2 separate regions of the Homo sapiens genome follow, and region 1 is linked to region 2. The links are chromatin loops, found by intact Hi-C in ENCODE. Cell type or tissue: IMR-90. All regions are shown on one strand. Each heading gives the region's core, and the rest is flanking DNA. Links, peaks and the distances in the headings are about the cores only. Region 1 overlaps ADAM12 (ADAM metallopeptidase domain 12). Region 2 overlaps ADAM12 (ADAM metallopeptidase domain 12).

Region 1 (10,019 bases), core at 1,442-9,441, 53 kb after region 2:
CCCTTGAGAAGCTCACAGACTGTAGTAAATTTGAATAAGTACTTAGTCAGACATATGGGATTTTAAAAAATAAACAACTTATTTTAAAAAAGTTTTGGATTTATTGAAAAATTGCAAAGACATTACAGAGAATTTTTATATACTGCATACCTTGGTTCCCCATTTTTCACAATTATCTTTGTGTAGTTCATTTGTGACAATATTTTTTTCTTTTTAAGCCTGACATTTTTTAATAAGAGAGAGAACATTCTGGGGATTGAGGTCATTTGGAAGAACATATAACTTCCAGAAAGGATTAGGATTCTAAAATCTTACTTTAAACTGAAGAGCTTATCTTCCCAAGAGATTTAATGGTATTAATGTTGCACTTTATAATTTTATGTCAGAGGAAAGCTGAGGAAGCCTTCATCTACGTGTTTACTGTGGAATTTCTTTGAAGTTGCAACATATAACCAGTGAGGACCGTTCCTTAATAATCACTCAATAAGTAGTTGTGATAGTGATGAAGATGTTTTTGTTCAACCAAAATGTAAAGTTCAGATTTTTTTAAATCCTCCTATTCTTTCCCTAAAAAGTGAGAAACATTTTTATACCTATCCTGACAGTGCCTGCAACCACGTATATAAAATTATATTAAAACAACGCTTGACTACAGCACCGTTGTAGAATGTAACATATGCCTGCATAGAGAGCCGCTGTGGGAAGAATTTCCTTTTGGATATATTTAAGACACTCCTCATGCTCTTGTGTCTTGCACGTGTCCCTGAGAATGTGAGGAAGACATGCATTGTTGGTGGTGCACACTAGTGTTTTACCAGCATTTTTTGTTACCGCCTGCCTAAAGAGAAAAACTAAATGAATTTAAATTTAGTTTCTTTCTAACAAGAGAACTTGAACACTAAGGAATAAGATTTTATTGGGTTGTGCTAAGCTAAACTTTGGAGGGTAAAAACCTTTGTAATAGCGAAGGTTTTCGTCCCCTTCCTAGTACCAATTTTGCTCATCCCCGTTGAGAATGCATGGTGGGCACCACACGTAAATGGTCAAAAGGAAACACGTGTCTCCCAAGACTACATGTGTTTAGAGAAATCTGCCCATTAGAGATTTGGGGCAAGGAAGAATAAAAGTCAATTCCCACCCTTCCATCCTCCCAAGACTGCTCTTGCTAGATCTTTAAAAATAAGCTTTTTATATAAGAACAATTTTTAATTTATAAAAAAATTGCAAAGATAGTATGGTTCTCATGTACCTCACACCAAGTCTCCCCTGTTGTTACACTTGTCACAATTAACAAGCCCTTATCAGTGGATTATTAGGAGCTAATGTCCGTACCTTATTCTGATTTTCTTAGCTTTGACTCAATGTTCGTTTTCTGATGGTTCATCTGGGACCTCACATTATATCGTGTTCAGTGTCGTGTCTCTGAAGGCTCCTCTTGGTTGTGGCGGTTTATTGGGCCTTCCTTGTCCTTGATGACCTAGACGGTTTTGGGGAGTAGAGATCAGGTGTGGCATAGACTGGCCCTCAGCTGGGATTTTCCAGCGTTTTTCTCATGATGGGACTGGGCTTGTCTGTTTTGGGCAGCAGATCACAGAGGCAAATTCCCCATCTTGTTACACCATATCAAGGGGACATACTGTGCATATGTCTTATCTGTAGGTGCTTCAGCACCTGGCTGAGGTTGTGTTTGCTGGGTTTCTCCACTTACAAAGCTCCTTTTTCCCCCTTCCCATGCTGTGTTGCCTGGAAGGAGGTCACTGTGCGCATCCCATACTTGAGGAGTGGGGAGTTACGCTGCACCCCTGGATGGCGAGGTAGCTGCATCCATTATTTGGAATTCTCATGCATGTGAGATTTGTCTGTGCTCCCTATTTATGTTTTTAATCATTTAACGACATTAATGTGGTCTTATGGTTATTGATATGGTTTGGCAGTGTCCCCACCCAAATCTTATTTTGAATTGTAATTCCCACAATCCCCCACATGTTGTGGGAGGGACCTGGTGGGAGGTAATTTAATTACAGAGGCAGGTCTTTCCCATGCTGTTCTCATGATAGTGAATAAGTCTCACGAGATCTGCTGGTTTTTTAAAGGGCAGTTCCCCTGAACATGCTCTCTTGCCTGCCACCATGTAAGATGTGTCTTGCTTCCCCTTCGCCTTCTGCCATGATTGTGAGGCCTCCCCAGCCATGTGGAACTGTGAGTCAATTAAATCTCCTTCCTTTAAAAATTACCCAGTCTTGGGTCGTCTTTATTAGCAGTGTGAGAGTAGACTAATACAGGTATTTATTTTATACTTTAGAATATAATCCAATACTCTTATTTATTTTATTGTTCAAATTGTTCCTACTTTGGCTATTGAGAGTTCTTTTCACTGGCTCCTGTGTCTCTTTGACATACACCCATGGATGCATGTGTGAAGGTGTGTGAGAGAGTGTGTGGGTGTATGTGAGTGTGTGAGTGTGAATGTGAGTTTGAGTGTGTGTGAAAGTGTGTGTTAGAATGAGTGTGTGTGAGAGAGTGTGGCTCTGAGAATGTGTGAATGTGTGAGTGTGAATGTCACTGCATGAGTTTGAATGTATGTGAAAGTGTATCTGTGTGTTAGAATGTGTGTGTGTTTGTGTATGACAGAGTGACTCTGAGCTTGTGGATGTATGCGAGTGAGAGAGTGTGAATGTGTGTGAGTTTGTGTGTGAAAGTATATGTGAGTGTGTGGGTGTACATTAGTGTGTGAGTTTGAGTGTGTGAAAGTGTATGGGAATGTATAAGAATGTGTGAGAGTGTGTGTGAGAGAGATGGTATGACTGTTGAGTGTGTGTGTGTGTTCTAGCACTTCCTTCCTTTCTGGCACTGCAAGCTGCACTGGGTTCATCTGGTATATTTCCTGTACCTGTCCTAAAGTCAGCCATTTCTCCACGAGCCCGATTCCTTGGAGAATGGTATTAGAGACTCTAGGTACTAGATAGGCTCACTGCTACTGGGCAGTCATTGCTTCTAGGCCTTCTCAGCTGACAGAGTGTGGGAAATATATGTGTATGTCTGCTGTGGGTAGATTATAAAAGAAACAGATCTCAAGTGCTGGCTCATGGCTGAGACACACCCTATCTTTTCACATAATTAATTTAAAATGGCATAAAATTGGGAGGCTGAAGCAGGAGAATTGCTTGAACTCAGGAGGCGGAGGTTGCAGTGAGCCAACATTGCACCACTGCACTCCAGTATGGGTGACAGAGCAAAACTCCATCTCAAAAAATAATAAAATAAAATGGTATAAAAGGAAATATGCCAGGAATTTGGCTCTTTATGGATGTACCTATAGACATAAATAAAATAGCTATGTTCAATAAGTTAAATCAATTACTTAGAAACCTAATCATTAGGCTCTTTTCCCTGGGGGAAAAAAACATTTCTTAAAAAAATTAATTCCCAACTCTTCAGTATTTGACCTAGCTCTGGTATTTCACATTCCTTGCATTGATCCATGCCTCAAGGCTGCCTTTCTGCTAATTACTTGAAATTAAATTGACCCTTTTCTAAAGTTGGCACACAAAATGTTTCATTCAGCTGGCATAATGTCTGCCATATGCACTTTTTACTCAGCAGAGGTACTAAGGGTCTTCTTTTTGCTTGAACCTACTAATTTTCCAAGCATATTGTTTAAAGATTTGGTCAAAAACCCAAAACAGAGTTGGTGAGAGCACAGAGCTACTGAGATCCAGGGTTGTGGATTGGGTCTCTATTAAGATTTCCCGTTTCCATGGGAGCCATTAGCTTGGCTGTGTTCCTCGGCCTCACCTGGCAGGTCCCACCCCAGAGGTGTCTCAGGAAGGACTCCTCAGAAGGGCTGTGGGTGGATTCGCTCAATTGCAGAAACATCACAGGTACAGCACTTCCCATCATTGATGGACTCGCGGTGATGTTTCTGTATATGGAGGCAACATAGTTTGCATCCATGTTTCTCAAACTTCAGTCACCCAGGACCCACCAGCGTGAATTTAACCTAATTATAAAAGCAATCACATCATTAATATTACAGCTTATCATATGAATAGCTTATACATGCTTGAGATACTTAGTGATTTTTTTTCTCAAACACTAAAACTGATTAAAATGAAGTGTGCTGTATACCTCTTAAAATGTATTTGTCTGTCATGGGGGAACACATTATACCACTTGGAAAATGCTATTTTAGCTATTGTAGACTTTTAACAATTTTCTTTTCTTTTTTTTTTTTTTTTTTGAGATAGGGTCTCACTCTGTCACCAATGCTGGAGTGCAGTGGCACAATCAGTGCACCATCACCCCTGGCTAATTTAAAAAATTATTTTTTGTGGAGATAGGTTTTTGCCATGTTGCTGAGGCTGGTCTCAAACTCCTGAGCTCAAGCGATCCACCTGCCTCAGCCTCCCAAAGTGCTGAGATAACAGTCATGAACCACCGTGCCCAACCAATTTCTTTAATTTTTCCACCTTGAACACCTCATCAGGTGTATGTTTTCATCAATTTACATGTATAGCCATGTAAATTGAGCCCTGCGCAACTTGGGGCTTAGAGTTGAATGGCTCTAAACCTGCTCAGCTGCTGAGGGCGGAGGCCCTGCCTAGGATACTATTGGGTGGAATTATCTCCATGAGTTTTGACTTAACACTTTTGAGGGGGAAGAAATTACGATTAGAGATTACCCTGCTTTTCTGTTGAGTCCTTTCTGTATATTCATTTAATCAACAAATATTTATTGAGAATCCTTTATGTGCCAGGCCCTGTGCTAAGTGATAGAGATATTTTGCCCTTTTAAAAACTGCATTAAAACTGGCCATTTCATTTCAGAGCTACTTTGCAACTTGCTCAAACAGAACTCTTAGAAATGTTAACTCCTCCTGCACTACAAACATAAGGAAGAGTTAAGAGCCCATCAGGGGTAAAAAATTCTATCATATCTCCTTTGAAATCCAGCTCCTTCTTTTGTAGTTCAAAACAAGACCACGGGGGCATATAATCTCTGGTCGTGCCTATTCAGCTAATAGGAATGCGTTTGCATTGCCAAAAGTTATTGCTGGTTTTAGTGTTCCTTGACACAGGCAAATCTCATAAGTGGACTTCGTGGGAATGCATCGGATCGCTGGGAGCTGTCGGTCAGCCAGACACTAGCTGCCCATGTCTGTGTCTTTGCTTATAAAGAGCATTGAGAGTGGGCATTTGCTGTCCTGCGATTTTCATGTCTGGATCTGCTGTGGAAAAGTGAAGAATCACACATCTACAGACACCCTTGCCTTGCAGTTTTAAGTAAAAAGAGAAGGGAGCTTTGTGAGGTTGATCTCCAGAACGGTCTCGGTGGAGCTCCAGAGACTGAGTTTCCAGCCTGCTGTTTCATTGGCAGGTACTGAGCCTCGTCTGGTTCAGTCTGGAAGTGTTTCTGGGAATGCAGCTGCCATGGGAAACGCCTGTGATGGGCAAAACACAAACTGGTCATCCTCCCAGCTCCAAGGATCAAACTAATATTCTGATTTTTATGCCACATACTTCAGTTGCCCAGACAGGGTTATAAGGAGCCATCGGTTGGAAAGGACAGAAACAGCATCCTTAAGTCAAATACAAAAGATTGGATGCATTTTTGTTGGTTATAACAGACAGGAACACGGAGACGTTCTTTTGGCTCCAGCAGGCATTACGAGGAAAGAGCTGGCGAGCAGAGTTGGCAGGTGGGGAAATGAGTTGGAGAAACTTTAAAGATCTTTTCCTATAAAATAAATGTCCAGAAGCTGTGGAAACGTACGTCTTTAGTTAAGTAAATACCCTCGAAGACAACACATGTACATTTTTCAGTGAAAGCTGACTAGCTACAACTGCCATGTTTTCAGATTCCAAGAATTTCAGCACACATAGAATTGACCTATCATGCTCATTAACCTCAGAGCAACTCCTTTCAAGAAGCTCTTGCAACCATGACGGCAAATGAGTTTAACTGTTTCATTTCAAATGCAGTGACTTGGAGCGGCATGCTTACCGTTTCCTTGCCCTGCATCTCAGGCCCAAATGAGAAGGAACGTTAATTACCTTACCAGTCCTAGCTTCTGTACAAACTGGGGCAGTCTGCTGAAACCCCCGCTTCTCCCTTTCCTTCCATAGAAAGCCTCATAGCAGGGGTTTTGAACGAGGCTCTGCATTGACTGTGCTCTGAGAGGCAAGTTCCAGTCCTCTGTTTATGTTTGCAAGTGACTATTAAGTACCTATTCCAGCTAGATTTGGGGTTGGGTTGAGGAGTTTTCAGATTAAACAAGGCCCTGAATATCATGCTGGGGGCTTGACTTCAATTCTGAAGGCAATGGGGAGCCACTGAAGGTTTCTGAGTAGTCAAGTGACATTTTGGGGGTGTAATTTTAGACAAGGTTTGAAAATAGAGTATTGAAAATTTTATATAGACAATGGGCTCTCAGACAAATCTTCTTTTCCTGAAAATGTCCATGTCGTATCTCTTGATTGATTTGAGTGTGTCTCATTTATGAGTGGAGGGTGCTCCCAAAATTTGTCCCAAATTCAAAGCAGAACTTCTTAATGTGTGGCCCCATTGAGGTGATGTTCCAAAGGGCAGCCAGACGTTGGCCTGCAGCCCTAACACTCCCTGTGCCCTACTCTGTCTGCATTGAAACTCCCTTTGGAGCACCCCCCTCACACCATATCCTCACCCCACAGCATCCCCAGCTGGTTTCTGCTCTCCCTCACCAGGGACACCTGGTCTCCTCTCTAACAATCGAGCTGGCTACTTTTCCCATGGTTGTGGGACTTGCGTCCATGTCCCTCTCTCCAAGCTTACTTCCTGCCCCACCCTCAGCTCCTCCAGCAGTCCTCAGACCACGCTACTCCTGCCAACCTGCTCAGGTCGGTGGTGATGCCTCATCCTCCACACTTGGCTTCTCATCTTATTCCTGGCTTGGCTCCTCCTCTGGCTTTTGTCCAGGAGAGCCCTGGGAATGTCCTTGGGAATGCCTGTTCCTGACCTCCATCCGTGAGTGCCTACAGCACCCCATCTAGTTGCATGGTGAATGAGTCCCTTCTCGTCTCTGCCTTAAAACCCCTTCCTTAGGGAAGTCTTCCTTCCCTCATTATCTCATTTAAGCAGATGCCCACTCGCTTGGTTGCTGTAATTATTCTTTGTTTCTTCCACGCTCTGCCTCACCATTTTCTTTATCTGTTTATGTCCTCGTTTAATGTCTGCCTTTCAGCCTTAACTGTCCATCCCATGAGGAGAGAGACTTATCTTTTTTATTCACCACTTTTTCCTAGAGTTGACCACAGAAGCTTCTGTGATAAATACCAGTGATATATGTGTAGGTGGATAGAAGGGCAGGTGGGAAGACAGACAGACAGATCGACGGATGGACAGATGGATAGATGGCTGGATGGACAGATGGACAGATGGATGGATGGGGCTCACACCTTGAAGCAGGTGGTGTTGATGAGGTGTATGTATTCTCTTCCACCCTTTTATATGGTCATCTTATATGTCTGGCTATTCCATATGAGATCTTAAAATGTTCTGTTTCCCAGGTGGGAGACTTTGACCCCATACTTTGCATTTTCAAAGTTAAATTCAAGGGCTTTGTGATAGCCAGCTTCCAAGGTGATCCTTGCCCTTCCAAGGCCCTCTCCTTTGTGAGGCAGGGTTGGTCTGGGTCACCAATAGAAGAAGGCAGAAGTGTGTGACCTTGAGGTTAAGTCATAGGAGACATTGTACTTTTCACCTTGGTTTCTTGGCCCTCTCAACTGGTGGGGGAAACCAGCTGCTGAGCCATGAAGATACTTAAACAGCCCTGTGGAGATACCATATGGAAAGCCGACAGCCAGCGCTGACTTGCCAGGCATACTAGGGTGCCATCTTGCAGTGGGTCCTTTCATCCCAGCCAAGCTGCAGGCTCAGGTGATGACTGCACCCTCATGAGAGACCCTCAGGCTGGGACCTTTCAGCCAAGCTGCTCTGCATTTCTGCTGCAAAGAAACTGTAAGCAAAGTAGCAACGTGTGATGTTGTCTCTTCATCTGAACCAACATGGCTAATTTATGCAAGTAAGTAATAATGTATTACTGAAAAGTAAAAGAAGAAACTGCAAAATCTGAAGACTTGACCATAACTACCTGTTAGCTTTGGCGATGTGGCTCACATATGTTCACGTGCATATGTGGCTGCGATGAGAGGGCATCGTTCCTGGTTTGTCAGCGCCTGAGATGTGCTGATGTCCCCGGGTTTGACGGCACCATTGTCTAACAAGAGAAGAGAAGGCAGTTGCTTGCTGCTGAAGAAGGGCAAAGTCTACAACATAAACAGTATTTAATAAAGCCAGCCACAATCTTGATATCATGTTTGGCTTAGTGTTTAGGTTTAATTACAACGAATTCAGAGAGACTTCTGCCTATTTATGTTCTCCTCCTCCTTAAAGGCTCCCCACAGGCCTGCCTCCTCCCTGAAGCTTTCCCTGACCACCCAGACTCCACTGACCACACGGCATCCATATCTCATTAACCACATAGTCAGGACCATCCAGCCACACACAGCATTTCTTCTCTTGTGTTTGGTTTGTTGAAGGGAGACAACTACCTAAATTAAGTCACATTCATCCAGAGGCACGGCCAGGTTCTCACTTCAGGACTTGCTGTTCTGGAGCTTGTGGAAGACAGAACCCAGGTGTTGGAGAGGGAAGGAGCAGGTGTGCTTGGAAGGCCCCGCTGTCGGGTTCCCTCTGCACCCATCTTGTGTCCCCCGCTGGTGCTCTGCCATGGGTTTCTCACAGCCTCTCTGACGTCGTCTCATTGCAGCTGTACAGAAAATGCAAACCGTGGTCTTGACGCTTATACTTCACTTCTGGTCACCAAACGTGGGTTTTTTTTTTTTTTTTTTTTTCCACACCAACCAATTCTCCAACTTTGGACACCAGTTGGGTGTCCTACAGTTCAGTTATGATGCTGACTACCTGGAGTTAGCACCGACCCCACAGGCAAAGGGTTCCATCCCACAAGATGCTCCACTTCAGACGCCAATTGCAAATAGAGGGTCCCCAGGTGACCCACACTTCTCTCTGACTTGGCTACAAGTGAAGGGGTCCCATGACCCCCTTGTCAGGCTCAATAATTTGCTATAATGACTCGGGACTCACTTATTTACTTAGTCTTGCTACTTTATTATAAAATATATGGTAAAGGACACCAATGAGCAGCCAGATGAAGAGGTGCCTATAGAGCAGGGTCTAGAGGGTCCTGAGCGTGGGAGCTGCTGTCCCCGTGGAGTTGCAGTGCACCACCCTCCTGGCACATGGATGTGTTCACCACTCTGAAACCTGAATCTCCTCTTTTCAGGATGTTTATGGAGGCTTCATCACTTTGGCATTATCGATTTTTAACTCCAGCTCCAGCTCCTCTCCCCTCCCCAGAGGATGGGGGTGGGCTGGAAGTTCCCAGCTTCTAATCATGGCTCAGTCTTTCTGGTGACCAGCCCCCATCCAGGAGCCCACCAAGAGTCACCTTATTAGAACAAAAGACGTTCCTGTCACCCGAGAAATTACAGGGGTTTTAGAAGTTCTGTTCCAGGAACAGGGGGCAGAGACCAGATACATGTTCCTTATGCCACAAAGGTCTCATCTGCTCTGCCAGTGCTGTGCCCTAAGCACTGTGCTACTTTTTTATAATTGTTTTTTGGAGATTAGATTTAAAAAGAATTATTTTCCTCTCCCAGGTTTCTCCTCCCACTCCAGCCCCAGTTATACTTCTGTATTTATTCAGCAAACATGCATGGAATGTGGCATTGCCAAATAAAATATAGGATGCCCGGTTAAATTTAAATTTCAGAAAACCAATGAGGAGTCTTTGAGTATATCTCATGCAGCTTGTGTGCGTGCAGGTGTGTGTGTGTGTGTGTGTGTGTGTGTGTGTGTGTGTGTGTGTATTTGTGTGTATGTATAATGAGGAAGACCCATAACCCACTAAAAAGGTGGGCAGGAGATTTAGTATTAGCTCAGCTCAGAGGAGGCATCC
Region 2 (10,019 bases), core at 1,239-9,238:
CTATTGTAATCCCAGATTTGTGCCAGGAACTGGGGATACAGTGTTGAGAAGAACAGACACCCTCATTTCATGGCCTCTAGAGCGAGTGGATCATAAAAATGTACAGAAAATAAGTTGAACCCGCTTGGCAGCTTGATTCTCAACTTCCAGTACTCCAAACACTCAGTCAGAAAAGTCAGTCAGCTGCTTTCCTGCTGGCATGTTAGTCTTGGCCTTGGCAGCTGCAGGGGTGAGATGTGCTAATGATGGGGCCAAGCTGAGCTTTGGGGGTGAAGCCATCAGCTGTTCCCATCTCCCTCTGGCGGAGGCAAAATGAGAACAGCTGGGAAGCAAGGCCAACATCCACTCCCAGAAGCCGCTCCTCTGCCAGCAGAGGTGTCAACAGAATTCCAGTCATGTGAGCCTTCCAGGAGTGTATAGTGAATTCATTCCATACTTAAACATTCTAGTATACAAAGAAGATTGTACAATGGAGTAAGCCAACAATGGAGACACTCATTTGTATATTTTTGTAACCTTCAGAATGAATGCTATGATTCCATATAGATTGATTTCTCCACTAATTTATCTACAGGAAAATCAGACGCCTGATTTGCCACTAAAATTTGGACATGTCAGATTTAGTCTATTCAATTCACTAAGCTTTACTTCCAGTTTCTTAGTAGGGAGAGTCTGCTCCTTGGAGCATAATTTATTCAGCTGCAATAGATGGTACTCTTGAAACTTTTTTCTCACATACTTTAGTCTCTTTTCTGTTTCTTGTCTCTGCTCTCCTTTAAAAAGGTGATTATCATCCTTCTTTCTCCCTCAGTGCTGCTGAAGACTAAGCCATTGGTTATAGAGGCTCAGTGAGAAAGCAATTTCAAAAGAGGGAGGCAGAAAGGGCTGGGATAGGATATGGTCTGTAAAGCTAAATCAAGACAACTGTTTTCAAGCACAAAAGCTCCTAGTAGAAGCATCTGCTTCTCTTATGGACTTCAGTGACATAAAATAATGAGATTTCTTCAGCTTATCTCCCCTGATGTTACTTCCTTATGGATTTAGTGGGTCAAGAGTGCTGTGTGTTCTGGCGTTGTAGTTATAAAATTGACAGGTGGCTTGGATCATGGCCAGAATTCTGGACTTGGAGTGAGAAGTGGCTCTGAGTTCTGGCTTGGCCTCTTTATGGCTGTGTGACCTTGAGGAACCCACTAAATCTTTCTGAACTTAGTTTATTTGTCAACAATGAGCAAGGATGCAGCCTACCTCCCTGGGTTGTGGTGAATTCCAAATGAGGGAGAGGTTGGGGAATGTGTTTTGTAATTTAAGGTCTTCTCTTTTGATGGTACAGGGGGCACATGGTATCACTGTTCATATGTTCATTCAGTGCTGAGGTTTGTCCTCATGCCTTGAACGGCACAAGTTCTCAGCATCCATGAGCCACCGTCCCCTTCTGCTCATGGTAGATGGGTATCCAAGTTAATCCCAAAGCTTGACAGAGGGGGTGGCAGAGAATTGGGAGAGGAAGGCAGTTTCTATTCGTTTTTCTCCTACCTTAAATCTCATGTTTCCATCTTTGTTGTTTATCAGTCTACCATTAGGGGCATCTCTGTTAACCAGGACTATTTGAGATTGTGTTAATAATGTGAACTCTTTCAAATATCATTTACTTATAGCACACAAAATGGTCACCAGTTTCCTTCTTCTCTGCTATATGGGACTCACTGTGGGCTAGGCATAAGGGCTGTAGAGAATGAATGGTAGCAGATGCCCAGGCCAGGGGCATGAATTTTCCTAGCCTTCAGCTTCCACTGGCTTTTTGAGAAAGAGATGTGGGAGGGAGGATAAGCGTAGAATGGCAAGGCAAATAAAATTTAACATGCCTCTCAGGGTATTGGGTTGGCATGAATAAGAATTGCTGCAGAAATAGGAACCTCACATTTGTGGGTGAAGCAGACACATAAGCTCTTGACTTATATCTTAATTACCAGTTAGAGCAGGTGATTGCAGCAGTAAAGCCCGTTAAGCACTCTACATCCTTGTGGCTCTAAACAGTACACATTTAGAACATCCAGAATCTGACAGAAATGTTCCACTCTAAGACCAAATATTGGTGGTGTTTTCCCAATTTACAGCAAAACGTAAGTGAATGGAAAGATCTCTCCCACACTACTAAGATTGTTCATCTGAATCTTTCTGAAACTAAGTTGCAGCTACCATTATCTTCTGACTTGCACAGCAGCAAATGAATTTTCTAAAATGTTTACTCAGTTCAGTGCATGATCAGACAACACCCAAGGGCTCCTGGTGACAGGTTTATCTGTGTACCTGGAAAACAATCACATTTCTGAGTGGTAATTGCTCTTTCTTCATAGGATAGAATTGAGGAATTCCATAAAGGGATTTTGCCTGTGTGGTTTCTGTGCTAGCACTGGTTCAGTAGCTTCTCATACATTCTCACCATGCCCTGGGAGGCAGGCACTATGACCACTCTTTCTTCCAGATAGGAAAGCCAAGGCTAGGACATTCAGCTTGTGCAGTTATACAGCTACAAGGTGACGCAGCTGAGATTATGCACATGAATTACTGCACAAATAGGGAATATACTAGAAATGGGACTTACACGAATAACTAATAGTGATGACACCGGCATTTAACAAAACATTCAGCAGACTCTCGACTAATCCCTTTACATGAATTATGTGGTTAAAATATCCCTATGGCCCTTAGAGGTATGGGCCATTATTATTTCCATTTTACAGATGAAGAAACTAAGGCATAGAGAACTCATGATTTGCCTTAGCCCTTGCATCTTATAAGAGGCTGAGCCAGGATTGAACTAGGCAGTTGATTTTCAGGGCCCACATGCTAAACCACTGGGCTGCCAAGGGAGGACCTATGATGTCCAGGAACTCTTCCATACTCCAGACCCTTTGCAGCTATCTCAGCTTGTGTTTATCTTGGGACATTGGGATTTGAGGAGAGAACCTAGGAAGACACTGAGATAGAACAATACTTGAGTCTTTAGCTGTGTGAATCCCAGGAACTTGTCCTGTGGGCTCTGACCTGCAAGGACTGGCAGGAAAAACAGGACTGGAGACCCATTTGCAGGGCCTGGTATCTCTGACCTTTCATTTTCGCATCAAAGGAACATGTGGACTTACCAGCTAAAATTTATTCTTCCTGAAGGAGAAACTTACTGTTTAATAATTAAGTATACTATCTTCTGTTTCCTCTCACAAATAAAATGCAGGACTCAACCTAATAACTGCTACCTATGATGGCTGTAGAAAATACTTGTAAACATGATAAATGCACATGCATGAGTGCATTTGTTATTTATTGCTGTATGACAAATTGCCACAACTTAGTGGCTTACTATCACACCTGTGTACAATCTCACAGCTTTTGTGGGTTACGAATCTAGGCACAACTTATCTGGGTCCTCTAATTCAGCTTCTTTCACTGGTTTCAGTCAAGATGTTAGCCAGGACTGGATCTCATTCAAAGGCTCAACTGGGAAGGATCTGCTTTCAAGCTCACAGAAACATGGCAGAATTCAGTCCCTTGAGTTGTTGAACTGAAGGTTTCAGTTCCTAGCTGGTTCCCATTTTCCTAATCAGTATTCTCTCCAATATAGAAGCTTGCTTCATCAAGGCCTGCAGACTGAGAAGGCAATATAATCTGCAAATAAGACAGAATCACAAGTTGTATAATCCAATCATGGTCTGTGAATATTGCTATAGTCTACTGGTTAAAAACAAGTCACTAAGTCTCTTAACCTAGTGACTTGCTTAATTCTAACCCTACCAGGGTTACATATGAGAGTGAATACCAGGAGGCGGGGGCACTGGGAACCATCTCAACAGTCTAGCACAGTGAGTTAATTAGATAATCAGCATTGTAAATACCAGGAATGGCTTTGACAGGTGAAAGCGTCTGTTTTCAGAGGTGTCCACTCACTATGTACAAGTCCTGGAGCTGGCAGCAGCATCTGATTGGTAAGGTGGCTCTGTTTCTGCATTTTTGTTGCTTAGCTGTTTCATGTCCTTTTACTGCAGTGTCTTCATTGCCTTTGCCTGACAGTTCTTTTCCCACTCTCACTCCAACACTTGGCTGAACTCCTCCTTGGCTTAGACTTCACTTCCTCACAGGCAGCCGGTTCTTGGTCCTTCCCACCCAACCCCAGTCAAGGAAAGGTCCCCCTGCTAAATGTTCTCAAAATGCTATGTCTCTGTCAGAGCACTTATCACATTCTAATCAACGGTTTGTCTTCTAGGTTAGAATTTAAGCTCTGTGGTGACAGAGACCACATCCATCTTATTCTCTGTTGGGTCCCCCGTGCCTAGCACATCACAGCTGCTCAATAAATATTGGCATGATGAGTAAATAGTCCCACTTGGTGTGCTGCTTTTTCATTTCAACAAATGTGATTCACTAAAGCTCTACTCTTAAATTTTTTGTGTTTGTACAACCTTTCATGTAAATGAATTTTCACATTTGGAAAGTCTTTTTGAAAAAAAATACCATGTATCCAAATATTTGATATGGAAAAGGTAGTTAGTATATATTAGTGATACGAAAGGAACATCTTAAAGGAACATCTTTTGGAAATACTATGATGCTGTAATGGATGCTAATTTTCATATTGGGTAGAAAATGTGAGCTGATAGTCTAATAAAAATCGCAAGAGGTCTCTATTAATTTTAGCTTGTTCTTATCTCCCTGAGAAATGTACAGATGCGAGGATGGGCATGAAGAACTCTATGCATTTGCTTGGGTTTGGATATTCTATAGCTAGCATTTAGTGATCTGGTGATGATAAACTTAACTATATGTTTACTTTTTTTCCTTTTTATTTCCTCTACCCTCATTTTAAACTTTTGAAGTGATTTTAGCCTAAATGAGTAAAAATTCAATTGGGGAATGAAATGACTCCTTCTAAAACAGAGCTCACCTTCTGCAACTACAAAGGCAAAAAAAAACAACAACAACAACAAACTTACATCAGGCTGATTTGCAAATCACAAGTTTTACTTTGTTTTATGCTGCTTTCTTACATTGAACTTGGTTATTTTATTTACATCCACAATGGATAGTTTCAGTGGTTTGATGAAAATCATTTTTATGTACAAAAATTGGAAGACTTAACATGAAAGGTTATTATTGATAAACTCATAGTAATTTTAAAAGTACATTCCTTAAAGTTGTACCCTATTTGTTGTTACAATACATTTTTCTTTTGGTGGTTTGACTTCAGTCCTTTGTAAAAAAAAAAAAAAAAAAAACAAATCACACAATCTAAGCTGGGATCATAAAACAGTGAATTAAGTTATCAAAGGAATAATGAAATTTATGTTTCTGAAGAGTTTTAATATAAATAACAACTGGGTAGCCTGATTAGTTGTAGTCCTGGGAATATGAACTATGAGACCTACCTAGGTTTCACAAATTAGTATGCCCATTCATTTGTTGTTTATCCTATATTATATATACACATACACACATATATATACACACATGCATACATATACTTATATGCACACGTTTATATATATACACACATACACATGCACACATATACATTTATGTACATATAGAGACAGATCTGGGTTTATTACCTAATATTTTAAGGATTTTATGTCTGTTTTTATAAGAGATAGTGCTATTTTTCTTATTATATTATTGTCTAGTTTTGGTATCAGGGTTATACTGGCCTCATAAGTTAAGGTTTTCTCACTTTCTGTATTTTGTGAAAGAGTTCGTATAAGATTGTTATTATTTCTCTCTTAAATGTCTAATAGAATTATTCAGTGTAGCTATCTGGGCCTGGAGATTCAAAAAATACGTCCATGTCATCTGAGTTAACAAACATATTGGCATAACATGTTTCATAATATTTTCTTATCACTTAATGCCTGTATTATCTGTAATGACGTACCCCTCTTTAATTCCTAAAATTGGTAAATTATGATTTTTTTCTCATTTTTTTCATCCTGCTAGGAATTTAACAATTTTATCAATATTTGCAAACAACCAACTTTGGTTTCAAAGATTTTCTTTTGTTATTTATTTTATTGATTTTTGCTACTTATTGTTGCTTTTCTTCTAGTTTGTCTTTGATTTGCTCTTTAGCTGCTTTTGGTTGATCCTTACTTAGAATATTAACATAACATTCTCAATTTCTAGTACAGCCATTTGGAAATACAAATATCCCTGGTGCAGTACTCCTTTAGCTGAATATTACAAATTTGTATAGGTTATTTTTTCATTATCGTCAGTTTAAAATATTTTAAAAAATTCTTTCATAATTTTTTTCTATGACTCGTGGCTTATTTAGAAATATGTTTTTAAATTTCTGAATATTTGAGATGTTAAGATTTTTGTTATTAATTTCTAATTTTATTTTATTATAATCAGATTATGTCTTCTTTATTACTTTTATCTTTACATTTGTTAGAGAGTTGTTTTATACTCCAGCTTATAGTCTTTATTGATGGATATTCCATGAATGGTTGAAAGGAATGTAAAATCTGCTGTTGTTGGATAGGGTAATGTCCCGTAAATAGCATAGTTAGTTGATGGTGTTATCAAATCTCATATTAAGCTTACTAATATTTTTTGTTTGTTATTTCTATCAATTATTGGGAGAGGAGTAACACCTTTAACTGAAGTTGCCAATTTATCTATTTGTACTTTCAGTTCTGTCAGTCTTCTTGATGTATTTTGAAACTCTTTTTAGGTTTATACACATCTAGGATTGTTATGTCTTCTTGACGAATTGACCTGTTTATCATGATGAAATTTCCTCTTTATCTCTGGTAGTAATTTCTGTCCCACAGTCCACTTTGACTAACATTGATATGGCCACCTCAGCTTTCCTATGCTTAGTGTTTGCATATGTATGCGCAGAGCATTTTTTTCATTTTTTAAAATTTTCAGTATATCTATATTTATGCTCAAAGTGCATTCTTTTAAACAGTGTGTATTAGCTTTGCATTTTAATCTTTTCTGAGGGTCACTACCTTTTAATTGAAATATTTATTCCAATTACACTTAATTATTCTTATGGAGAATTACGTTCATTATCTTGCTGTCTTTTACTGTTTGCCCAGTATGTTTTTGCTTTTTTCCCTTCTTTTCCCATTTTCTTTTGTACTGAGTAGTTTTAATATTTCCCTTTTTTAGCTGTAGTTCTTCATTTTATTATTATATTTTAGTGTTTGCCATAGGAATTAGAATATGTATCTTTAACTTAGAGAGTTATAGAAAGGATCACGCATCCTGCTGTGACATCCTAAAAGGCTGCATGGAATTAATATGGAAGCAGTGTTTTCATACAGTAGTTTTATAGTTTTATTTTTTGTATTTAAATTATTCATTCATCTGTCATTTTTACACAAAAGGTGAGGATAGGAATCCATTCTCTTTTCAGATGACTACCCAGTTATGACCACTGACTGTTTTATTTCCATTGATTTGAAATACTACCTTGTTTATTAGATTTTTTTATACATATTTGTGTCAATTTTTCTCACTTTTATATACTTATATTGATCTGTCTATTCTTGTACTTGGACTGTATGCTTAATTATTGCTATTTGATAATTCTAACACCTGGTAGATCTAAACCTCGTATAATATTCTTTCAGAATTGTTCTGTACCTTCTTGATTACTTTCCATATAAATAAACTTTAGAATCTAAAAGAAATCCCAATAAATGTAAGCAGGATTGCACTTGAAAAGCAGGTGATTTAAGACAGGAGTAAGCACCTTTAAAATTTGTGCTATGTGTTGTAATTGGCTTTCCAATCGCTGTGCTCCTTGATATGGTTTGGCTGTGTCCCCACCCAAATCTCATCTTGAATTGTAGTTCCCATAATCCCTATGTGTTGTGGGAGGGATCTGGTGGGAGGTAATTGAATCATGGGGGCAGTTGCCCCGATGCTATTCTTGTGATAGTGAGTGAATTCTCATGAGATTTGATGGTTTTATAAGGGGCTTTTCCCCCTTTGCTCCACACTTCTCCTTCCTGCCTCCCTGTGAAGAAGGTGGCTTTCGTCACCTTTGCCCTTTGCTATGATCACAAGTTTCCTGAGGCCTTCCCAGCCACACGGAACTGTGAGTCAAACCTCTTTTCTTTATAAATTACCCAGTCTCGGGCATTTCTTCATAGCAGCCTGAGAACAGACTGATACACCCCTTTATGTTCTTCCTGGCCTGTTTCTCTGAAGCTTCTTCATTCCTAGCTAGTGGCATTATTGTTACCAATTATTATCATATTTACTTTGCCAATTTTCTAGGTTAAAATATTCTAATTTGCATTTTAAATTTATTGTTGGGGTCTTAGGAGTCTATTAAACAAACTTTCCTTCCCCTCTTAGGTTCAGAAGTAAACGATGGCACCGGAAGCAGAATGTTAGAGAACAAATGATCAGTTATTAATACACAGCTGATCATAGAATTTGGCTTTAGGTCTTTGGCTGTGTAGGCTTACTACTGTTTTACTTCCAAATTTGAGAGTCACCAATCATACTGGATAATATTAACAATGTAGTATCTTGCCCAACAGGGTCATATCCCTTAACATATGGCAAAGGGCAGACCAGAATGAGTGTGCTGTAGACACATCCAGGATGACAGGGAGATCCCAGAAGAAATGAGACACAAAATTAAGTTCCTCCTTTCAAACTCTTATATACATCACTATTCTTTACCTGGGGGAGTTAGGGGAAGGGAGGGAGGCCCGGAATATTAATCTAATGGAAATTCATGTACACTAAAACAAGGACAAAGGTGGGATGGTGAGGGAGGAGTTGAGGGAAGGAGGTTCTCTTTAAATTCTTAATAATGCAGTTTAATTTCCCCCCTTATTTTTATCAATAATTTTTGATTTTTTTAAATTGTTAGTTCATATCCTTTGGTCACTTTGTTATTGAAGATTTGTCTTCTTTTAATTGATTTGTTAAGAGCTGTTTATATATGAGCACTACCCTTTTGTGAGCCATAATTTGGAATGAACAGCATACCATTCATTTATTACAAAGCACTTTTTAGGTGTTATTTTTCTAGTTATTTTTCTTCCCTTGTCATTATAAATGGGATCCAATTTTCAATTTTATTTTAGTAATGATATATCTTGTATTAGTTTATATACACACATTCTGGGACTAGCCTGTTTATTAAAATGTCTTGCTGGTTTTAGTAGATATTCAGTTGACTTTCTTGGGTTTCCTAGGTAACTAATCATATCACTTATAAATAACTTTTCTTTTCTAACATTTATTTCCCTGAAATGTTATTGCTTTATTGCAGTGTCTCAAACATAAAGAATTGCTATAAAAATGTGTACAAACAGCAATAATTCCTCTTTTGTTTTGGGTTTTAATGGAAGGCTCCTGATATTTCACCATTGATTTTAATATTGACTGTTGATTTAAGATGTGAGTTTATGATTTTAAGAACCTATTTCTAGTTTTCAAATAGATTTTTTTAAAAAAAAAAGTATTGGATACTGAATTTTATTAACTTTTTTTAGACATGTACAGAGGTACCATATCTTGTCTCTCTCTTTTTAAATCTTGTGACCTGATAAAAATATTAATTGACTTATTGATATAAATATTCATTCATGGATTTCCCCTTATCAAAATATTCTTATATTTTTGGGACACATCCTGCTCTGTCAAGGTGTATCATATTTTTAATATGCTGCTGAATTTAATTCCCTAGTGTTCTAATTAAGATTGTTTGCATCTATATTAGGAAGGAAAGTGGTCTTAGTTCTCTGTTTATACAAACTCAGTGGCTTAAAACAATAAAACCCATCTTTCGCTCATGTGTCTGTGAGTCAGGGATTTAGGCTGGGCAGGTCTGGTCTCCGTTAGGCTTGCTGCCATGTTTATGGGCCTGCTGAGTATAATAGAGTGACCAGGCCCTTCTCCATGTCTCTCCCATCTCCGTAGCAGGCTAACCCAGCATGTTCTCATAGAGAAGGCAGAGGCATAAGAACAGACATGTCCTTAGACACAAGCCCATT

Evidence for each region. Peaks named below come from ENCODE experiments on the same cell type or tissue, not always from the same donor. Only the 100,000 strongest peaks of a DNase experiment are listed, where the experiment ranks them.
Region 1: a loop joins it to region 2, with 2.1 times the contacts of the local background. A loop is called at or near these places in 1 of 110 quality-filtered maps.

What each region holds. Positions count from the first base shown.
Region 1 is chr10:126,311,005-126,321,023 of GRCh38, reverse strand. The region is part of intron 2 of ADAM12 (ADAM metallopeptidase domain 12); the gene reads left to right. Among named protein-coding and RNA genes, the nearest start is that of ADAM12, 72 kb to the left of the region's middle. In IMR-90, for the core only: no CTCF peak of the experiment used is centred there; a DNase peak (open chromatin) is centred at 5,043.
Region 2 is chr10:126,363,605-126,373,623 of GRCh38, reverse strand. All of the region lies in intron 1 of ADAM12 (ADAM metallopeptidase domain 12), which reads left to right. Among named protein-coding and RNA genes, the nearest start is that of ADAM12, 20 kb to the left of the region's middle. In IMR-90, for the core only: no CTCF peak of the experiment used is centred there; no DNase peak of the experiment used is centred there.